Linked DNA regions of Homo sapiens: region 2 is linked to region 1. The links are chromatin loops, found by intact Hi-C in ENCODE. Cell type or tissue: CD4-positive, alpha-beta T cell. All regions are shown on one strand. Each heading gives the region's core, and the rest is flanking DNA. Links, peaks and the distances in the headings are about the cores only.

Evidence for each region. Hi-C counts contacts between places; a loop is a spot of excess contacts. Peaks named below come from ENCODE experiments on the same cell type or tissue, not always from the same donor. Only the 100,000 strongest peaks of a DNase experiment are listed, where the experiment ranks them.
Region 2: a loop joins it to region 1, with 5 times the contacts of the local background. A loop is called at or near these places in 15 of 110 quality-filtered maps.

The regions. Positions count from the first base shown.
Region 1 is chr5:886,369-888,868 of GRCh38, forward strand. BRD9 (bromodomain containing 9) reads right to left here. Exons shown (of 16, transcript NM_023924.5): 6 at 993-1,103; 7 at 224-339. Among named protein-coding and RNA genes, the nearest start is that of BRD9, 5.2 kb to the right of the region's middle. In CD4-positive, alpha-beta T cell, for the core only: no CTCF peak of the experiment used is centred there; no DNase peak of the experiment used is centred there.
Region 2 is chr5:461,123-468,422 of GRCh38, forward strand. EXOC3 (exocyst complex component 3) reads left to right here. Exons shown (of 13, transcript NM_007277.5): 8 at 838-948; 9 at 1,035-1,185; 10 at 3,168-3,290; 11 at 3,989-4,150; 12 at 4,596-4,723; 13 at 5,605-6,168. The coding sequence ends at 5,776. Among named protein-coding and RNA genes, the nearest start is that of SLC9A3-OT1, 8.2 kb to the right of the region's middle. In CD4-positive, alpha-beta T cell, for the core only: no CTCF peak of the experiment used is centred there; DNase peaks (open chromatin) are centred at 2,999, 3,765 and 4,099; H3K27ac peaks cover 1,394 bases.

The DNA of each region.
Region 1 (2,500 bases), core at 1-2,500:
TCGGACGGGCTTGGGTACCACACCTGGGTCAGAGAGTGCACGTGGCCGGTGGGCAGGAGGGGCTGTCTGGCCACACTCCTCCTGCCAGAATAAGCTACACCAAGAATGTCTATGTGACATGACATCCGTTCTCTCACTCACTCACTCTCCCCTACAAGGCACCTGCTTTCCTGGCTATGGTGCTCAACTCCAAAAGCAAATGTGGTTTCCACAGAACCTTTACCTGATAACTTCTCTACTCGGCTTTTTGGATTTCTTGGCAGTTTCTACTTGTACTGGTACAACTTCAGGGACAGGTTCCTCAACAGCTGTATCTTCATTGCCCAAAAGAGCTGCCTGCTGAGAAAAATCCATGTCCTGCATAAACGACATGCTGCGCTTCAAAGCTAACAGCCGCTCCTAGAATCAGAAAGGACAGAGCAGCAGGGATTTACCTCTCCCTCACAGCCAGGGTGCCGTGACGATGGGATGGGATGGGGATGGTCACAGCCTCACCTGGCCTAAGAGCTAACTTTCCACGGCGGAGCAGCGGGAGGTGGTTGTGGGGGCTTGACCCACCGCCAGAGCGCGGCAGGTGCCGCACCTCCCCTTTACCTTCTCCTACGTGGGATGCATGCAGCCTGGCTCACGGCACAGATCTGGGAAGCCACTCAGGATGGCCAAGGAAGACAAGGATGTCCCGTCTGGATTCAGTGAGGCAGTCACGCAAAACAAGCCCGCAATGCTGGCTGCCATCCAGCAAGACTGACACCTGACACCCAGGCTTAAGATCAAGAGATGCGGAACTTTCCACCAACCCTCAATGAGATGTTACAGCTAGGTCATGAGCAGAGAGGGCGGCCGGGGACGTCTACCCTAGAGCAAAGGGGGCAACACCATGAGGGTGGCGGGTGGATGGAGCACGTGTTCACTGTGAGGCTCCCTTCGGGCACAAGCGACGGGGGGCAGAGCCCCTGCTTTCCGTAGCTCGCTGCTGCCAGTGAGTTTCTTACTTTGCTCATCATCTTAAAGCCTGCGTGAAGGATCTTCTTCGCCAACTTGTAGTACACGGTATCTGGCCTATTGTATGTCATTGCATTATCACACATCAGCTTGAAATCTGCCTGAAAAGAAAACAGGAAAGACTTATCAGGTTTGAAATGCCACAGACAACAGCAAAGCTCTAGATGACTACCAAGAGACCAAAAGGAAAAAGCTACAATCGAGTAGAAAACAATTCAACTGGGCTCTCTGATCTAAACATAACGTTTAAGAACTTAAGAGAAGTTTTCTTAGTTGCACATTGGTCTTGCATGAAAAATATTACAGCAAACAGTTGGCCAAGCCTGTAACTTCTTTCTAAGCATCACATACAAATGCTGTGTGAGGAAAAAGCGTTTCCTGCGCTTCTTGCATTTCTCCAGAACATAAACAGGAACGAGAAGCAACGACCCGATTCTTTCAAGTGCAAGTCAAGGGATGAAGGCAGGCGTGCGGCACAGTGATAGCCTCTATCTCTAGAATTTCTCCACAGAATCGAATTTAAAATTCTGTCACCAAATGGTTCCCTCAAACTACTAGAAAAAGACTTTGCCCCACAAAAGGACAACCTTATTTTGTAATTTATGGTGAAAATACGGAAGCATCAGTATTTTATTATGAGAGGCCAGTTTCCTCAGCACAGGCCTCTCAAAGGTGAGTACCAACGTCAGGCTGGAGCATGACCCCGGAGGCCGGCCACCCTAACTGAGAACGTGCCATCTGGACCCTCCCCAAGTCCCGGTTCCAGAGCCAGCAGCCCTAGGGCCCGGCCCGAGGCTGTGGAGCCCCTCCCCTGAAGACTCCACTGCGGACACTCCACGGAGTGAATGCTGCTCCCCTTCTCACTTTGTTGCTAGGAATGGCCAGACTGGGGCCCGAAGCAGGGAATACAGAGGGCTTTCGGGCATGGAGTGCTCTTAACATCTACCCTCAGGCGCTGCCTGATCCTCTCATCGAGTTTCCTTTTCTCCCACTCTCCTTTAAGTCTGTTCTGTTGTGTTTCTGTGAGTCAGCAAACCCTTCAGTAAGCATAAAATAGAAAAGTCAAGCTTTCCCCAGGGGAATGGAACCTAAGAGAGAAATCTAATGCCTTTCTAAACTACACTAATGCCAACTTTATCAAGCATTTGTTTTGCTTTCTTCCCCTGGGTTGCAAAACCAATGAGCAGTTGCTAATTCTCACAGCCAGTAGCAAGAAACAGAGCTAAGAGCAAAGTACTCAGGAGACAGAAAAACTTACTATGCTAAAAAAACTAAATGCTCAATTAGTGTAAGACAAAACTAAGAATTAAAAAGAAGTATGTTTTTAAAAATGTCTAGTCTCAAGCCGTGCCACACCGGACACCTCACTGCTTGAAACAACATGTCCTATTTACGCCAGCGCAGTAACTTAGAAAGAAAAGAAACAGACTTCTAACAGCGTGCAACCTGACCTAGTTTCTAGACCAAAGCACAGAGAAAACGTTCACGACCAATCATT
Region 2 (7,300 bases), core at 1,858-4,357, 420 kb before region 1:
GTTCCTAACACTATGAGTTTCTAGGTGAAGTGTATAGTAAATAAAATAAATAAAATAAGATAATGCTTTCCCAATTCCTCACAATCAACTATGTAGTATATTTTTACAATCAGAATGCTGAACCATATTTTTTTTCCTTTTTTCAGTTATTATTTTTTACCAACTCCTCAAAATTTTTATATTTTTTAATTGTTTTTAAGAAACAAGGTCGGTCAGGCACGGTGGCTTACGCCTGTAATCCCAGCACTTTGGGAGGCTGAGGCGGGTGGATCATGAGGTCAGGAGTTCGAGACCAGCCTGGCCAATGTGGTGAAACCCTGTCTCTACTAAAAATACAAAAATTAGCTGGGCATGGTGGGGCACACCTGTAGTCCCACCTGCTCAGGAGGCTGAGGCAGGAGAATCACTTGAACCCAGGAGGTGGAGGTTGCAGTGAGCCAAGGTCTCACCACTGCACTCCAGCCTGGGTGACAGAGCAAGACTCTATCTCAAAAAAAAAAAAAGAGACAAGGTCTGATTAGGTTACCCCGACGGGTAGCTCACTGCAGCGCAGCCAGCAGCCTTTAACTCCTGGGCTCAGGTGGTCTCCCTGCCTCAGCCTCCTAATGAGCCATATTTTAAAGCCTGAGGTGAAGTTATTTTTTGATCCATTTAAAGTAATCAACCTCTCTGTCCTTCCATTAGTCTGGATCGTCTAAAGATTGTTTTATTTTTAGAGGCTCATCCGGTCAGATGTTAGTGATGTGAAATTTCAGGCCAGGCGTGACGTCAGCGTGGCATTTGAAACAGCTCCATGTTGCCCTTAGTGCTGTCTGACCGAAGCCTGTCTGTCCTCAGATATAAAGATGAAGCGCAGCTGTATAAAGAAGAGCACCTGAGGAATCGGCAGCACCCTCACTGCTACGTTCAGTACATGATCGCCATCATCAACAACTGCCAGACCTTCAAGTGAGTGTGGCCGGGCGCTGTGGCGGGGGAGCGGTGGAGGCCGGCCTGCCCAGCCGCTGTGTTGAACCTGAACCCTTTCCTTGCAGGGAATCCATAGTCAGTTTAAAAAGAAAGTATTTAAAGAATGAAGTGGAAGAGGGTGTGTCTCCGAGCCAGCCCAGCATGGACGGGATTTTAGACGCCATCGCGAAGGAGGGCTGCAGCGGTTTGCTGGAGGAGGTCTTCCTGGACCTGGAGGTGGGCCTGGCTCTTTCCTCCTGCCGTTTTCTGGGCCGAAGCCCAGTGCTTCCTCACTGCCCTCTGGGACACAGGCTGTGAACTGTACCGTGCGGATGCCGTCTGGGGAGCCGGGCTGTGCACTTGCATTCCGGTCAGATCGCTTAAAGCGCCTCCGTTTTCGGTGACGCTGCTTCGTATGATGCAGGGTCCTTCTTACGCACAATTCAGTAGATTCACCCTGTAAGTATTAAAGACATCAGACAATTTAGTGGATTACAAAATAGAAACCGATATGTAGGGACCTGTCAAAAAGTCAAATTGAGAGTGCACACACACACACATCCTCACATAGATCAGTTTCGCTTTTGAATATAGGTACACACGCAAAAATCATTAATAAAATGAATTTAATATTGTATCAAAGGCATAACCTACCATGAAATGTAGGGGTTATTTCAGAAACATAAAGATGGCTTAACATTATTTAGAGGTATTGGCAGAAATCAGGATATATTTAAAAAATAAGACCTTGTAGGCCGGGTGTGGTGGCTTACGCCTTTAATCCCAGCACTTTGGGAGGCCAAGGTAGGCGGATCACCTGAGGTTGGGAGTTCGAGACCAGCCTGACCAACATGGAGAAACCCCATCTCTACTCAAAATACAAAATTACCTGGGTGTGGTGGCGCATACCTGTAATCCCAGCTGCTTGGGAGGCTGAGGCAGGAGAATTGCTTGAACCCGGGAGGTGGAGGTTGCAGTGAGCAGAGATCGCGCCATTGCACTCCAGCCTGGGCAACAAGAGCAAACTCCATTTCAAAACAACAACAACAACAAAATAATAAGACCATGGCCATCTGGTGGTCCTGCTGGAAAGGGGTTCCTGGGATGAGGGGTGGGATTGGTTGCTGATTCATCAGTGTCTGGTTGTGCAAGAGAACAGAAATGTGTGTGGAAGTGTCCCCAAAGAGGCAGACACTTGTAACTTTCGCAAATATGACTTAGCAAGAAGAAAATATTTACATTTGAAATTATTTCAAAATTTAAAAAGAATATATAGAAAAATGGGCAAAAGACATGAACGGCCACCTCACATTAAAAGCAACACCAGTGTCCTCATCGTGAAACTAGACGCCCGATCTTATCCTCGAAGCAATGAATGCTCAACAGGACCTGCTGCTCAGCAGGATGGCAGGAGCCGGAGACGTGGATGCTGTTCAGGCTTGTTGAGGGTGTGGGAAAAAGGGGCTGTTTGTATTCTGTGTGGGCCTGAACTGGGTTGGGTTTTTGAGGGCAGCTTGGAAATACAGCCATTGTAGTTTTAATCTGTAACTTTTACTGGAGTTTTAATTTGTACACTTCTATTGGAGTTTTAATTTGTATACTTTTATTGGAGTTTTAATTTGTATACTTTTATTGGTTTTAATGTGTATACTTTTTGACTGAAAAATTCAACTTTAAGGAATTTCATCAGAATTATACAGATTCACTGTTGCATTATTGCAAAATGTGAAAAAAATTTAAATGTCCATCAATAGAGAATTGGGCAAATAAATACGATAAATATATGTAGCCACTAAAGGTAAAATGTATACATGCACAGATATTTCCATCTTTAACATGTCATTTTGGGAAGCTCATCACAGAAATTGTAGTATAAATCTCCTATACTTAAAGTACACATTTGCAGATTATATAATCAAATTTTTACCTGAGTGCGCATTGCTGTTGTAATTAGAAAAGCAGTGTGACGTAGCAAAGATGCACGGAAGTGCCTCCCTCCCACACGCACTCAGTGCTCGTGGGACGTTGAGGTGAGGAAGTGCCTCCCTCCCACGCTGCACGCAGCTCTCGTGGGGCGTTGAGGTGAGGAAGTGCCTCCCTCCCACACTGCACGCAGCTCTCGTGGGGCGTTGAGGTGAGGAAGTGCCTCCCTCCCACATGCACTCGGCTCTCGTGGGACGTTGAGGTGATGATTTCTATGATCTGTTTCTGCTTTTCAGCAACATCTGAATGAATTGATGACGAAGAAGTGGCTATTAGGGTCAAACGCTGTAGACATTATCTGTGTCACCGTGGAAGACTATTTCAACGATTTTGCCAAAATTAAAAAGCCGTATAAGAAGGTAAGAAGGTGGGACCTAGTTCCCTCATCACCTTGACGCTAGGGCTCACCTCTCACCCTGCTCAGAATTCAGCATCCAGCGAGTCCCTCCGTGAGTGAACGTTCACTTGTTGTCCTATCAGCCCAAGGGAGGCAATAGGCTCTGCGGACGCCACCTCCCTGGGACGGGGCTCTGGTGAGAATGGCCGGGGCCCTGTGGCATGGCCCTCGAGGTGGAGGGAGCCATGGTTCCCGGAGAGGCCCGCGTGCCCCGTCTTAGCTCCTTGCCTTCCACTCACTCCCTGAGGCCCCAGGGATTTCTTTCCGCTTCAGACCCTCCTTCCTGCAGGACCCAGGTTCCTCTTTCCTCCAAAGTGCCTGCCGCGTTTTCCAGATGCTGCGGTCGTTATCAAAGGACAGCAGCAGCCACTGACACGGGCCTGTCTGTGGACCGAGTGCTCATGCGCGGCACTGCCTCGCCCGCGTCTGTCCTGCTGGGGGCCGGAGCTGGCCTGGTGCGGGGGTCCAGGTCACCGTCACTGTTCCCCCACTGAGCCCCCGCTCCTCCTCTGCGGTGAGATGCCAGAGCCGTGGCGGAGCGAGGAGGAGTGGGCTCAGAGCCTCCGGGGAGCCACCGGGAGCCCCAGCCTGGGTTTCAATGAGGGTGCTCCTGGCCGCCAGAGCCGTGGAGCCTGCCGCTGACCGCGCGTGTCTCCCCAGAGGATGACGGCCGAGGCGCACCGGCGCGTGGTGGTGGAGTACCTGCGGGCGGTCATGCAGAAGCGCATTTCCTTCCGGAGCCCGGAGGAGCGCAAGGAGGGTGCCGAGAAGATGGTTAGGGAGGCAGAGCAGCTGCGCTTCCTGTTCCGGAAGCTGGCGTCCGTGAGTGTCGCGCAGGTCCGGGCTGGAGAAGGCCTGTCGCTCCGCGGCCCTGTTCAGCCTCCACCCCGGGACTCGGGCCAGTAGATGGGAGTGTGTCGTGTGTTTGTCAGGCGGGGGGAGCCTGGGTCCAGGTCCTGCCTGACCTTGTGGTTGGACACGAATGTCCACAGAGGTAGACGCGCCGGCCCCGCCGGCTTCCCGAGGCCGCCCACAGCTCCCTGACGGACGCTTCCCAGTCTGTCCTGCGCTGCGAGGTGCTGGCTGCCTCCCACGGTCTCGCCCTCACCCCAGACCCCTGGCCCTGTCACTGAGCTTTCAGAGTAGATCCTGAGGAGTCAGGTGAAGAGGGAGGTTCCCAGTCAGGAAGGGGCTCAGCCAGAATCCAGCTGCTCCCAGCGCCGCGGGACAGCCGAGGGCGGCTCCTCACATTGCTGCTGCCTTCCAGGGTTTCGGGGAAGACGTGGACGGATACTGCGACACCATCGTGGCTGTGGCCGAAGTGATCAAGCTGACAGACCCTTCTCTGCTCTACCTGGAGGTCTCCACTCTGGTCAGCAAGTATCCAGACATCAGGTAAGGGATGCACGTCTTAGAATCCTGCCTTAGAATCCTGGAGTGGAGCGGCAGGTCCCTCCTTCTGTCTGGGGCGGGTGGGGCTCCTGGTTCGCAAGTTCAGCCCTGCAGCACGGCAAGGGTTCAGGTGCGGCACAGCGGGGCCCAGGCGCAGGGAGCAGAGCTGCTTCTGTGCTGCCTTCCACCTGGCCTGGGCTACAGTGTGGGTGGGTGGAGCTCGAGGGGCACATCCCGGGTGGGGACAGTGGGGTGGGGGCGGGGCTGTGACAGCTCTGCTGTGTGTGGTGGGGAAGATTTGGGCTGTGGAGTGGCCTCAGTGGGGCGAGTTTAGGAAGTTTCCTCTGTGCTCATGGTGGACTCGGGAGGGCCCAAGTGCAGCTTGGACCAGACACCTTCCGAGGACGTGATTACAGGGAGTCCCCAGTACCAGGTCCAGGGAAGGGGACCCACGCACGTCCCCCCTCCACCATGCTGGCTCCAGGCCCCAGGCCAGCCTTTGCGGCCCCTGTCTCAGGGCACCTGCCACTTCCCCAAGGGGCCACCTCCATGGCTGCAGCCGCGTCACCTCCGTCCCATCATCTCGCTGGTTAAACGTGGAAAAACGGGGTCTTGAGCTCTCCACGGTCTCCCCTCTGGTTGGGCCGGAACAAAGATTTATAAAAGCAGTGTTGAAAAATCTTTCTGCAATTGGATTGAGAAAAGACAGAGTAAGATGAAAATGCAGGCTTGTCTCCCGCTGAAAAGGGAAAGGTGCAATTTGTCTGCAGCGGTCCTCACCCCCTGTGTTCTGTCAGCTGGGGTGGTGAAGCCGTGAGTCCCTGGCAGCGTGGTGCATCACAGGGCTGCTAAGTGGGCATGGGCTGACATCTCCCCATCCCCAGGGATGACCACATCGGTGCGCTGCTGGCTGTGCGTGGGGACGCCAGCCGTGACATGAAGCAGACCATCATGGAGACCCTGGAGCAGGGCCCAGCACAGGCCAGCCCCAGCTACGTGCCCCTCTTCAAGGACATTGTGGTGCCCAGCCTGAACGTGGCCAAGCTGCTCAAGTAGCCTCCGCCGGCCTGCCCTGCTCGCCCCTCCACAGCCTCGGTCCCTGCCTTTAGAAACGCGGGACAGCTGATTGCTCTCCTTGGCCACACGTGCTCCTTTTAGCTGCACGGCCTGTCTTTAGGTGCCAGTGTGATGCACCGGGTGTGCGTCGAGTGAGCGTCCCGAGGCCACGTGCGGAGGCCCCTCACTGTGCTGTCAAAGGCCTGTGGGTGCAGGGCTCTGCCGCACAGCCTCTCTTGGGTGCTTGTTTGTTGCAGTGGTTGAAAGTGTGTGGGGCACAGAGGACGTGCACCTCCCTGCCCTCCTCCTCCCTGGGCCTTCACCGCACCCCATCTGCTTAAGTGCTCGGAACCCCGTCACCTAATTAAAGTTTCTCGGCTTCCTCAGAGAAATGAAAACGCCATGCATTCTCTTTTCCAGTTAAGGTTTTCTGACTACTGATCTAGGATTGCCCAGGAACTGTTGTCAATCACAGAGTAAAAGTCTCCGCTCAGCCTGGAGGGCGCCCTCCTGGTCCCCTCCTGTCTGACATCCCCTCAGCCTAGAGGGCGCCCTCCTGGTCCCCTCCTGTCTGACATCCCCTCAGCCTAGAGGGTGCCTTCCTGATCCCCTCATGTCTGACATCCCCTCAGCCTGGAGGGCGCCCTCCTGGTCCCCTCCTGTCTGACATCCCCTCAGCCTGGATGGCGCCCTCCTGGTCCCCTCCTGTCTGACATCCCCTCAGCCTAGAGGGCGCCCTCCTGGTCCCCTCCTGTCTGACATCCCCTCAGCCTGGATGGCGCCCTCCTGGTCCCCTCCTGTCTGACATCCCCTCAGCCTAGAGGGTGCCCTCCTGATCCCCTCATGTCTGACATCCCCTCAGCCTGGATGGCGCCCTCCTGGTCCCCTCCTGTCTGACATCCCCTCAGCCTAGAGGGTGCCCTCCTGGTCCCCTCATGTCTGACATCCCCTCAGCCTAGAGGGCGCCCTCCTGATCCCCTCATGTCTGACATCCCCTCAGCCTGGAGGGCGCCCTCCTGGTCCCCTCGTATCTGACATCCCCTCAGCCTGGAGGGCGCCCTCCTGGTCCCCTCCTGTCTGACATCCCCTCAGCCTGGAGGGCGCCCTCCTGATCCCCTCCTGTCTGACATCCCCTCAGCCTGGAGGGCGCCCTCCTGGTCCCCTCGTATCTGACATCCCCTCAGCCTGGAGGGCGCCCTCCTGGTCCCCTCCTGTCTGACATCCCCTCAGCCTGGAGGGCGCCCTCCTGATCCCCTCCTGTCTGACATCCCCTCAGCCTGGAGGGCGCCCTCCTGGTCCCCTCGTATCTGACATCCCCTCAGCCTGGAGGGCGCCCTCCTGGTCCCCTCGTATCTGACATCCCCTCAGCCTGGAGGGCGCCCTCCTGGTCCCCTCGTATCTGACATCCCCTCAGCCTGGAGGGCGCCCTCCTGGTCCCCTCCTGTCTGACATCCCCTCAGCCTGGAGGGCGCCCTCCTGGTCCCCTCCTGTCTGACATCCCCTCAGCCTGGAGGGCGCCCTCCT